3 separate regions of the Homo sapiens genome follow, and regions 1 and 2 are each linked to region 3. Evidence: chromatin contacts called from ENCODE Hi-C or POLR2A ChIA-PET data. All regions are on one chromosome and are shown on one strand. Each heading gives the region's core, a stretch centred on a gene start or an enhancer-like site at or near the end of the contact. The rest is flanking DNA. Distances are from core to core; before and after follow the strand shown.

Region 1 (3,343 bases), core at 842-3,341, 240 kb after region 3:
GCCATTGCACTCCAGCCTGAGCAACAAGAGCAAAACTCTGTCTCAAAAAAAAAAGATATCTGGGAAGCTGGCCTCTGCCGCAGCACCCGCCTGCAGCAGAGCGCTGCTCATGCACCTAGAGCGCCCTTCCCTGGGCTGAGCCTGCCTTGTCCTTTCAGATCCAGCCCAGGCGTCACATCCTCCCTGAAGCTGTGCCCACCCCCACATCCCAGGGCTCTGCCAGGTCCCCCACGTTTGTCTTCTCACTGCTGTCACTGCTGCTCAGTGAAGCCTATCTGATTGTAGCAGTCTCCTCAGCAGACTGAATGCCACAAACAGCGTAGCTTTCATTCATCTCTGTGGTCCTGTGCCTGGGGCTCACTGAATGATTGATTGTCACATCCCTGGCGAGGCTCAAAGTAAATTCCAGTGTTTGTCTGCTTTTGCAATAGGAACAAGAAATTGAAAGACTTAACAAACTATTGCGACAGCATGGACTTCTTGGTGAAGTGAACTAGACCCGGACCAGCTCCCCTCAAAAAGAAGACACTGTCTCATGGGCCTGTGCTGTCACGAGAGGAACAGCTGCCCCTCCTGGGCCGCTTGGTGAGAGGTTTGGTTTGATACCTCTGCCTCCCTCCTGCCAGCATGGATTCTGGGTGGACACAGCCTTGTGGAAGGTCCAGTACCACCAAGAGCTGCCCATCCACTCCCACCCCACACTGTATCAAATGTATCACATTTTCTCATGTTGAACACTTTAGCCTTAATTGAAAATGAGCAACAAAGCTGGACAATTGCTAGTTGTATATAAAATTTAATCTCACCGAATGTACAGTTTTCAAATTTCACGTGTATATTAAGGAACTGATGCATCTGAGCATTCTGAAAGAAAGAAAAAGAAGCTACTTTAGCTGCCACCCCATTCTAGAAAAGTCTCTTATTTTCAAGCTGTTCTAAATAGCTTCGTCTCAGTTTCCCCAAAAGGGGTACCCAGGCCCCTCCTCTGTGTGCCCCAGCTGCATCAGCCAGCTTCTAGGTGGCTCCATTGTTTTCTGCCACCTGACAACATTTTTCCTCAATTACTGTACAACTACTGTATAAAATAAAACAACTACTGTATAAAATAAACTCTCTCTTTTCCCTGGACCCTCCTACTGTATTCTTTCCTCTGTGGCACCCATACCAGCCTGCCAGTCGGAGAGCAAGCTAGCTACAGTGCCTGGTGCAGAAATGGCAATTAGACCCAAGACTCCACTATAATTAACAAGGTATTTGGGGGAAGATCCCCTTGTAAGGGCTGTGTGCTCTTCTCGCATGATTTTATCTAATATTTTGCTATTTTTTTGTACTCATTTCAACCGGACCCAAAAAGGAAAAAACCTGAACTGAGTATTTTTAAAATAAATAACTCAAAGCAGGGGATGAATGAACTGGCCAAATCCCCCTTGCCTCTGCTGCTTCAAGTCCTGTTCATGTTCTTTACCATCTCCCCAAAGACTTTTTGGGTTCTATCATCTATGACCTATGTGTTAAGCATATTCCCCATTCAAAAGTCAGATAGAATAACATTTCCAAAAGGAAAAAAGGCAGGAAGGGAGTGGAGAAGGGCAGTGTGCTGGTTTGGAGGCAACCTCAAAGGTTAGAAGTATAATAAGGCTAGGCATGGTGGCTCACACCTGTAATCCCAGCACTTTCAGAGGCCGAGGCAGGAGGAGCACCTGAGCCCAGGAGTTTGAGACCAGCCTGGTCAACACAGCAAGACCCCATCTCTACAAACTATATTAAAATTAGCCAGGTGTTGTGGTGTGCACCTGTAGTCCCAGCTATTAGGAGGCTGAGGTGGGTGGATTGCTTGAGCCCAGGAGGTCAAGGCTGCAGTGAGCCATGATCACACCACTGCACTCCAGCCTGGGCAACAAAGCGAGACCCTCAAAAAGTATAAAATGCAGTATCCCCTAGGGACTTCTAGCCCCACGTGCACACTTTCCAAAGGGGATGACCTCAGAGGAGGGGCGTAGTTTCCTCACTTACGTCAAACAAACGGGAAGAAGAAGTTAAAGGGCAGCCTGGCATTGATGGCTGGTGGAGCTCTGAAGCCTGCCTCTGCAGGTGCAGACACATCCACAAAAGTAACCGCAGTGGAAATAAGAATCGTCCTTTCATTTCCTGAGTTGGCCTGTAATAAACAGAGAGATGCAAGGCCCACCCTCCAGTGTGCTCCCAGAATGACAACAATGAGACACTTTTCATTCTCTTCCTCACCCAACTACTGTCAGTTCATGAATCTGATAGGTCCTGGAGCACTAATTGGCCATTAACTTGGATGAGAGAAACAATTTTACCAGGGTGTCTGATTAACACGTGAATATCATAATTTTCATGAGAATTTTAAAGATCCAATCTGAACCAGAATGCTAATGTAAGTAGAACCATCGTCAGTGTTTCTAAGAATGACTGCTGAAATATTTTATGAACCCCCATGGTTTAAATTATAATCTTTTTCACAAAGTAATACCTGTCACCTACCACACTTGAGTTGTGTCTAGACTTCTGTCTTAACCTATGCCTTTAAACTAGGTTAGGCCTACCTCAGGAAAGGAGGATGAAATTAGATTTGCAGTTACATTGACTATTTTGGCCTGTGGATTCAGCAGGGATCCGTATTTAGTCCACTTCACTTCTATAACCAAAGCCCCTGGGAGCTGGCAGGAATCCTGCAAAACAAAATGCTGTTAATCCATTAGAATCTTACAAAACTGCAAGTCAGACTTAATCTGCAGTTCAGAGTTTTAATTATAAAAGGTTTCACATATTACAAAATGTTCTGAACAAGAAAATGAATAGACTCTACAAGTTCAGATAAAAACAGCTTAGAGAATATACGTGTTTTAAAGTAACTCAATGCCCCAAAAATATTTTTAACAGCTGAAGCGTAATTTTTCCATCTCCTCCTATTTCTAAAAATGCCGACATCACCTGAAACTGCGGTAGTGCCAATACCCAACTGTGGACCATTTAGGGCCATAACTGCTCTAACTTCATCTACCTGTTTATAGCGGCCTCACAGACTTCAGGAAAGAAACTGGTGGGAGGGATGGAGGGGGAGAAATAATTATTAGCAGACAAAACCTGATTGCATGTCATGTTAAAATGCTCTAAGGGGAAATTTAAGTGCTTTCTTTTCATTTACCTAATTTCATCAATTGGCAATTAAGATGTGACATCTAGGTAATCCAGGCAGTGTCCGTATGTTGTCAAAGACATCAACTCTTCAACTGCATCAGGAACACTGCTGGTGCCACGAAGGAGCTGAGCTGCCCCTTTGGTTGGCTGCTTTGGCAGCCAGCTCTAAGGCCTCTGA
Region 2 (3,443 bases), core at 487-2,986, 160 kb after region 3:
CCTTCTGGCATATCCACACCCAGGAAGAATGGCAATAACTTTCCTAAAACTAAAATGTGCTGAACAAAGATTATTTTTACAGTATTTTACACATTTTGTGACCCATTTTGGATTGTTTAATTAAAGGTATACTTCGATTTGACTATTGACAAAACACAGTTCTTAAAGCTTTGAAAATAGGCTGGGCACAGTGGCTCACGCCTGTAATCCCAGCACTTTGGGAGGCCACAGCGGGTGGATCACAAGGTCAAGAGATCAAGACCGTCCTGGCCAACATGAGGAAACCTCATCTCTACTAAAAATACAAAAATTAGCCAGGCGTGGTGGCAGATGCCTGTAGTCCCAGCTACTCAGGAGGCTCAGGCAGGAGAATCACTTGAACCCAGGAGTCGGAGGTTGCAGTGAGCCAAAATCACACCACAGTAGTCCAGCCTGGGTGGCAGAGTGAGACTCCGTCTCAAAAAAAAAAAAAAAAAAAAGCTTTGAAAATATCAGTTCAGTAAAGGGTTTCAAGTCAGAAAAGGTTTTGAATCTTTACCTTCACCTTCCTTTTGTGCTCATCATTGCTGCCAGGACGGGTTTCAGGTTTGGAGTGAAGAGGTGGTTAAGGAACTTCAGGTACTTGGCATTTGCTAATATGATTATAGGGATATCAGCAAAGGGTTGTCCCTGTGGCCCTCCCCTAGACCACATCGTAACCTAGAGTCTCCAGATGCAGTGTTTTTCCATCTCAATTCACATAGATATGTTGAGCTAGCACATTTGTTAGAAGTGCATCCTAGAAAGATTATATTCACAAACTGAGCCCTTCTACTACCACCCTTTCCCACAACTGGATGTTTGCTTGGTCTGTGACCTTGAGATCCAGCTGATAAGATGGGGTGGCAGGAATCATCAGGGACAAAAATTCTATGGGTTCTGGACTGACTGATAGCATTGAACTTGTACATGAAAGGTATTCAATATTAACAGTGATTCTGTGTCAGAGAAGTACCAGTAAGCCAGTTACTACTCCTTAGGTAGTGAAATGCAAGGCAGGTGTGATGGGTTTTTTTTGTTTGTTTTTGAGACAGAGCCTTAGGCTGGAGTGCAGAGGTGGGATCATAGCTTACTACCACCTGTAATTTCTGGGTTTAAGCAATCCTTTCACCTCAGCCTCCCTAAGTGCTGGGATTACAGTCATGAGCCACCACACCCAGCCAACACTGTGTTTTGGATACTTATTCCAAGTGTTACTCTTGAGTTTTTTGTTTTTTGTTTTTTTTTTTTTTTTTGAGACGGAGTCTCGCTCTGTCGCCCAGGCTGGAGTGCAGGGCGCGATCTCGCCTCACTGCAAGCTCCGCCTCCTGGGTTCACGCCATTCTCCTGCCTCAGCCTCCCGAGTAGCTGGGACTACAGGCGCCCGCCACTACGCCCGGCTAATTTTTTGTATTTTTAGTAGAGGCGGGGTTTCACTGTGTTAGCCAGGATGGTCTCGATCTCCTGACCTCATGATCCGCCCGCCTCTGCTTCCCAAAGTGCTGGGATTACAGGCGTGAGCCACCGTGCCTGGCCTGCTCTTGAGTTAAAGGATTCCTTTTACATAGCTGTTAGCCCAGCAAATACTTTTCATGTTTGCACTGATGAATTCAAATCCAGTTGACCTCATTTTTGTGACGTGTATCCTAATGTAATGATACTGGCTGCATCAGTTTCGGTTTCTACTTAATGCAGAGGCCTTTAAAAAATGACTTAGAAGATCAGTGTTGGTTGGTATCAGTTTCGACTCCTGTTTGGTCATCAACACAATTTGTAGATCTTATGCTCAAGCTTCCTCTCTCTCATCAGGCAGATATAATTTGCCATCCAGTCTACTTGTGGGCATGAAAGTGCCCTTGACATAGGTGGCTTTTGGTTGAAGGCTTGCAGACATTTAATATATATATAAAATACTTAACTAATTTTATTAAAATGAAAAGTTGTATTCAAATGTTGATTTTCATGGGACAATTTAAAAACCACTGCCTGTTTTCCAGGTACATAAGTACTTTATACTACCATTTCTTTTTTTTTTTTTTTTAACTTTGTAAATGTGATGGAAAGGCTGAGGTATATGTTGTTGGGTAAAACATGAGTGTTTGTTGATCTGTTTCTGCTGCCGTAGCTGTCTGATGTACAGTAATGCGAAACCGCATTACAGGTTATGGCTCAGAATCTTAGGATTTGGAAGCTAGGCGATTACCCTGGCTAAACCTTTCAGGAGCCAGATGTTCCTAGTGGTCTGAGGTAGCCTTAGGGAGGAAATGAAGAGAGAATAGAAAGAGGCAGGCCCACGCTTAAAGTGCTGAGAGGGAAAAGGAGGAAACAAACTGATTTTTGATGGAGAAGCCAGCAGGAATCAGCAGGAGAAGCTGGAGTATGTGGCATAACTAAAGAATCAAAGCCGGGGCGTGGTAGCTCACGCCTGTAATCCCAGCACTTTGGGAGGCCAAGGTGGGTGGATCACTTGAGGTCAGGAGTTCAACCTGATCACAAGAGGTCAGGAGGTCTGACCAACATGGGGAAAACCCATCTCTATTAAAAATACAAAAATTAGCTGTGGTGGTGCACACCTGTAGTCGCGGACACTCAGGAGATTGAGGCAGGAAAATCACTGGAACCTGGGAGACCATGGTTGCAGTGAGCCAAGATTGCGTCGCTTCATTCCCCCTAGGTGATGCAGTGAGACCCCACCTCAAAAAAAGTATCCAGAAGTGAAGCTGACCTTGGGGAAAGAGGAAGTCACTGTCACTGGGGAGCTAAGACAGCAGCTCTGTTTTTATAATACAGGTTAAGTATTCCTTACCGGGAATGCTTGGCACTAGAAGTGTTGCAGGTTTTTTGTTTTTGTTTTTAATTTTGGAATATTTGTGTTATAATTACTGGTTAAACATCCCTAATCCAAAAATCTGAAATCCAGAATGCTCCAGTGAGCATTTCCTTTGAGCATCATGTGAGTGCTCAAAAAGTTCCAAATTTTGGAGCATCTTGGATTAAGGATACTCATCCTGTGGTGGTAGTAGTAGTAGTATTGCTGTTGGAAATGGGAGTTGGTGGTTTTTGGAGATTGCCCTTCAGCCTTTCGTAAGAAGGAGTTTGCTTTTTTTTGAGACGGAGTTTCACTCTTGTTGCCCATGCTGGAGTGCAATGGTGCGATCTTGGCTTACTGCAACCTCTGCCTCCCAGGTTCAAGCAATTTTCCTTCCTCAGCCTGGCGGGAGAAGTTTGTTAAACTTTCCGAACCCCCTAGTGAAGGACCTCTAAAGAAATATGCAACAGGGTGAACCATAGTCAGTGTTAGACCCAGTCATTGAGAAACCAGAAATTATTAGGAGAAAAGATAACACTCCTCTGCAGAGAGAAGGCAAACATTTGTTGAATTTACATTTCATTTCAAGCCCTGTGGTAAACTCCCTAAGCTGCTT
Region 3 (3,196 bases), core at 441-2,940:
CCGATCTTTACAGGGCAGGGGTGGGGTGGGGGATCTCTACCAAAAAGATGAACCAATGCCATATCCAGGTGATGGGATTCACATTGAGACTTTTTACTATTTTGCAAATTGCATCAATAACCTGAGTCGATGGCACCGCTCCCCTGCTCGGAGATCTCCCATGGCCCCTGCCTCTCTGAGAAATGGCCAAAACCTCTTCTGGAAATGTGCCCAGCAGCCCTCACCTCCCAGATTCATCCCCTCTCCCTCCCATGTCTCTCTCTGTGCGCCAGACACCCTGGCCTGCTTGCAAGCTGCGTCAGGGCCTTTGCGTGTGCTGTTGCTGTTTCCTCTGCCTGGAGCGTTCTTCCCCAGAGATCTGGACAGCTCAATCCTTCACCTGTAAGTTCACTCAGATCTTAACTTCTCAACTGCCCGGGGCCCCAACCGGCTCCAAAACCCGTCTTACGCTGTGCGACTTCATCTTTTTACCCACACTGCATCTCCCTTTCTAACTTACTCTATAACTTACGTAAGTATTGGGCTTGTTGTTTATTGTCTGTTTCTCCCTGCCAAAACAGCAGTTCTGTGAGGGCTGAACTTTTTGTCATCCTGTTCACTGCCACATTATCAGGGTCTAGAGCAGTGTCTGGAACGCAGTAGGTGCTCAATAAATACTTGCTGGATGAACGAGTAACCAAAAGGACATTTGCTTCAATCAGATACACAACTTTATATGATAATAACTATGTTACATTTGAAAAGCACAACCATTGACACCAGCCTGGGCAACACACTGAAACCTCATCTCTGCAAAAAATACAAAAATTAGCTGGGTGTGGTGGTGTGTGCCTGTAGTCCCAGCCACTCTGGAGGCTGAGATGAGACGATCACCTGAGCCAGGGAGATTGAGGCTGGAGTGAGCCAAGATCAAGCCACTGTACTCCAGCCTGGGTGACAGTGTGAGATCCTGCAAAAAAAGAAGAAAGAAAAAGAAAGAAAAACGAAGGAAGGAAGGAAGGAAGGAAGGAAGGAAGGAAGGAAGGAAGGAAGGAAGGAAGGAAGGAAGGAAGGAAGGAAAGAAGGACCAAAAAAAAAGTTGGAAGTTGGAAGGAAATATTTCAGAATGTCACCAGTGATTGTCTCAGGCAATGGGATAGTGGGTGGTTTAAAATTCCTTCCATCCTTAGTTGCTTTCCAGATTCTCTACAGTGAGCATATCTTTGTCCTATAACATTTTTTGCAAAATTAAGTCTTACCATTGGAAATCAGTGCTCTCTGGACTTATTCAACAGGCATTTGCAGATCTATTTGAGCCCAAAAAGTCATAGTTCTGTAACCTTAACAAAGAGCTTGGAAGCTACTGTTCTGGTCCAAATATCACTCTACAGATGGGGAAACTGAGGCCCAGAGAGGGCAGCGCTTACCCATCTTAGACATATTTGTCATGACCCTAAGGAAGAGGGTCCCCTTATGAGGAGTGGGGAAAATCAAGGCCAATTCAGCTCAGGAATATTTTCTATCAGGTCAGGATATTCAGCTGGGGTCCTCATACCCCTCTGCTAGGGCTTGTCCTCCCTCGGTGTCCCACTGGGACCCGAGAATTCAGGGTCCTGCCCACTTCCAGGCCTGCCCGCAAAGACCTTCCCTGCAATACCGCAAATGGACGCCAGAGGACAGTGGTGACGCGCCTGAACCTCAGTTAGCAACTCAAAGGCCCGCTAAGCTCTGCGGGCCCTGGAGCACTTCAGCCTGGCTGGTCTCTGTGAGCGAAGAGGGAGCCGATGGCTCCGTTTGTAGGAACTCGGATTCCCGCGGGAATGTGGGCGGGAGGTGTCAGATCTGATTTTCCAAGGGAAACCAGAAATTCAGACTTTCATGTGGAATATCCTGGTTTTTAAATCACTGCCACTAAGAATTTAACAACTTGGGGAGGTGGAGGAGACCAAACGAAACTAAAAAAGAAGGCTGGGGCCGGGCGCGGTGGCTCACGCTGTATTCCCAGCATTTTGGGAGGCCGAAGTGGGCGGATCACGAGGTCAAGAGATGAGACCATCCTGGCCAACATGGTGAAACCCCGTCTCTACTAAAAATACAAAAATTAGCTGGGCGTGGTGGCGCGCGCCTGTAGTCCCAGCAACTCAGGAGGCTAGTTTATGAGACTCCGCCCCCAGCCCTCTAGGGAGGGGTGAAGTCAGATGTTAGAATTCTAATTGTTTTTAATTAAAAAAAAATTTTTTTAACCTGATCCCTTAGTCTGAGCAAAGGTGCCAGAAGAAGGCAAAAAGGTAGGGTCCCAGCCCCCTCCCATGGCCCATCCCACCGCCACTCCTTCATCCAGGTCTGCTCCATTTCCTATGTTTTATGTACCAGTGTTTCCTCATAACATGGGATTAAACAAAAACATTTTGTATAAGAATAGAGCTTGCAGAGCAAGCCACCACCGGGCGTGGTGGCTCATCCCTGTAATCCCAACACTTTGGGAGGCCGAGGCAGGCGGATCACCTGAGTTCAGGCGTTCGAGACCATCCTGGCCAACATGATGAAACCTTGTCTCTACTAAAAATACAAAAATTAGCCAGGTGTGGTGGCTCTGCCTGTAGTCCCAGCTACTCTGGAGCCTGGGCAGGAGAATCGCTTGAACCCGGGAGGTGGAGGTTGCAGTAAGCCAAGATCGTGCCACTACAGTCCAGCCTGGGTGACAGAGCAAGACTCTGTCTCAAAAAAAGAAAAAAAGAAAGAAAATTTAAAAAAAAAGTTTTGTAGCTTTTTAAATAAAAGTTTGAAACTTTTTTTATAAAAAGAGTTTGGACTTGGAGGACTCCTCTAGTCCAAGTGTGTGTGCCATTCTACAGATAGAGAGACTGAGAACCAGAGCACCTGCACTTGTCCTTGTGCAGGAGATGCTGTGCGACTGCAGGAGGAAAGGATGAGAGCAGCCTCAAGGTGAATGTGAGGTCAAGGTCATTTCTGGGGAAGAACCATTTCCTGTGCCTGTCCTGGACCCTTGTCCAGGAAGACCTCCTTCCGGGAGGGGGACAGAGAGTGGCATGAGGGTCCTTCAAGTCTGTCTTCCCCACCCCCGGGTGCACCTCCCACCCCACACCTCCCCATGCCCTGCCTGGGACCTGCAGGGCTTGCACCAATGGGCTTCCTTGTGCTTGGCTGCTGAGTAGCCCAGCCAGTGGGAGGCACAAGTGGGAGATAAAGGGTGGGA

Evidence for each region. Hi-C counts contacts between places; a loop is a spot of excess contacts on that map. ChIA-PET counts read pairs that join two places held with the same protein, here RNA polymerase II (POLR2A). Pooled maps may share reads with other maps.
Region 1: a loop to region 3 is called in a pooled map, with 2.9 times the contacts of the local background. The contact joins two enhancer-like sites. A Hi-C loop is called at or near these places in 3 of 168 maps with a recorded cell type or tissue (heart right ventricle and psoas muscle) and 5 of 50 pooled maps. POLR2A ChIA-PET finds 5 or more read pairs at or near these places in 1 of 52 experiments (activated T-cell).
Region 2: a map of CD4-positive, alpha-beta T cell shows a loop between it and region 3 (2.2-fold over the local background). The contact joins two enhancer-like sites. A Hi-C loop is called at or near these places in 2 of 168 maps with a recorded cell type or tissue (A673 and CD4-positive, alpha-beta T cell), 5 of 37 single-sample maps with no recorded cell type and 8 of 50 pooled maps. POLR2A ChIA-PET finds 5 or more read pairs at or near these places in 1 of 52 experiments (OCI-LY7).

Annotation. Positions count from the first base shown.
Region 1 is chr12:110,646,564-110,649,906 of GRCh38, reverse strand. It overlaps TCTN1 (tectonic family member 1), which reads right to left. Exons shown (of 15, transcript NM_001082538.3): 13 at 2,571-2,711; 14 at 2,014-2,158; 15 at 477-864. The coding sequence ends at 2,015. It overlaps HVCN1 (hydrogen voltage gated channel 1), which reads left to right. Exons shown (of 8, transcript NM_032369.4): 8 at 432-1,221. The coding sequence ends at 497. Among named protein-coding and RNA genes, the nearest start is that of TCTN1, 34 kb to the right of the region's middle. RefSeq lists an enhancer at 1,844-1,903. Within about 2 kb of position 2,091, at least 4 of the 41 ENCODE cell types and tissues checked have a DNase peak (open chromatin) inside an H3K27ac peak, as active enhancers do.
Region 2 is chr12:110,726,229-110,729,671 of GRCh38, reverse strand. All of the region lies in intron 3 of PPP1CC (protein phosphatase 1 catalytic subunit gamma), which reads left to right. Among named protein-coding and RNA genes, the nearest start is that of PPP1CC, 15 kb to the left of the region's middle. Within about 2 kb of position 1,736, at least 3 of the 41 ENCODE cell types and tissues checked have a DNase peak (open chromatin) inside an H3K27ac peak, as active enhancers do.
Region 3 is chr12:110,886,650-110,889,845 of GRCh38, reverse strand. The region is part of intron 8 of CCDC63 (coiled-coil domain containing 63); the gene reads right to left. Among named protein-coding and RNA genes, the nearest start is that of MYL2, 32 kb to the left of the region's middle. Within about 2 kb of position 1,690, at least 10 of the 41 ENCODE cell types and tissues checked have a DNase peak (open chromatin) inside an H3K27ac peak, as active enhancers do.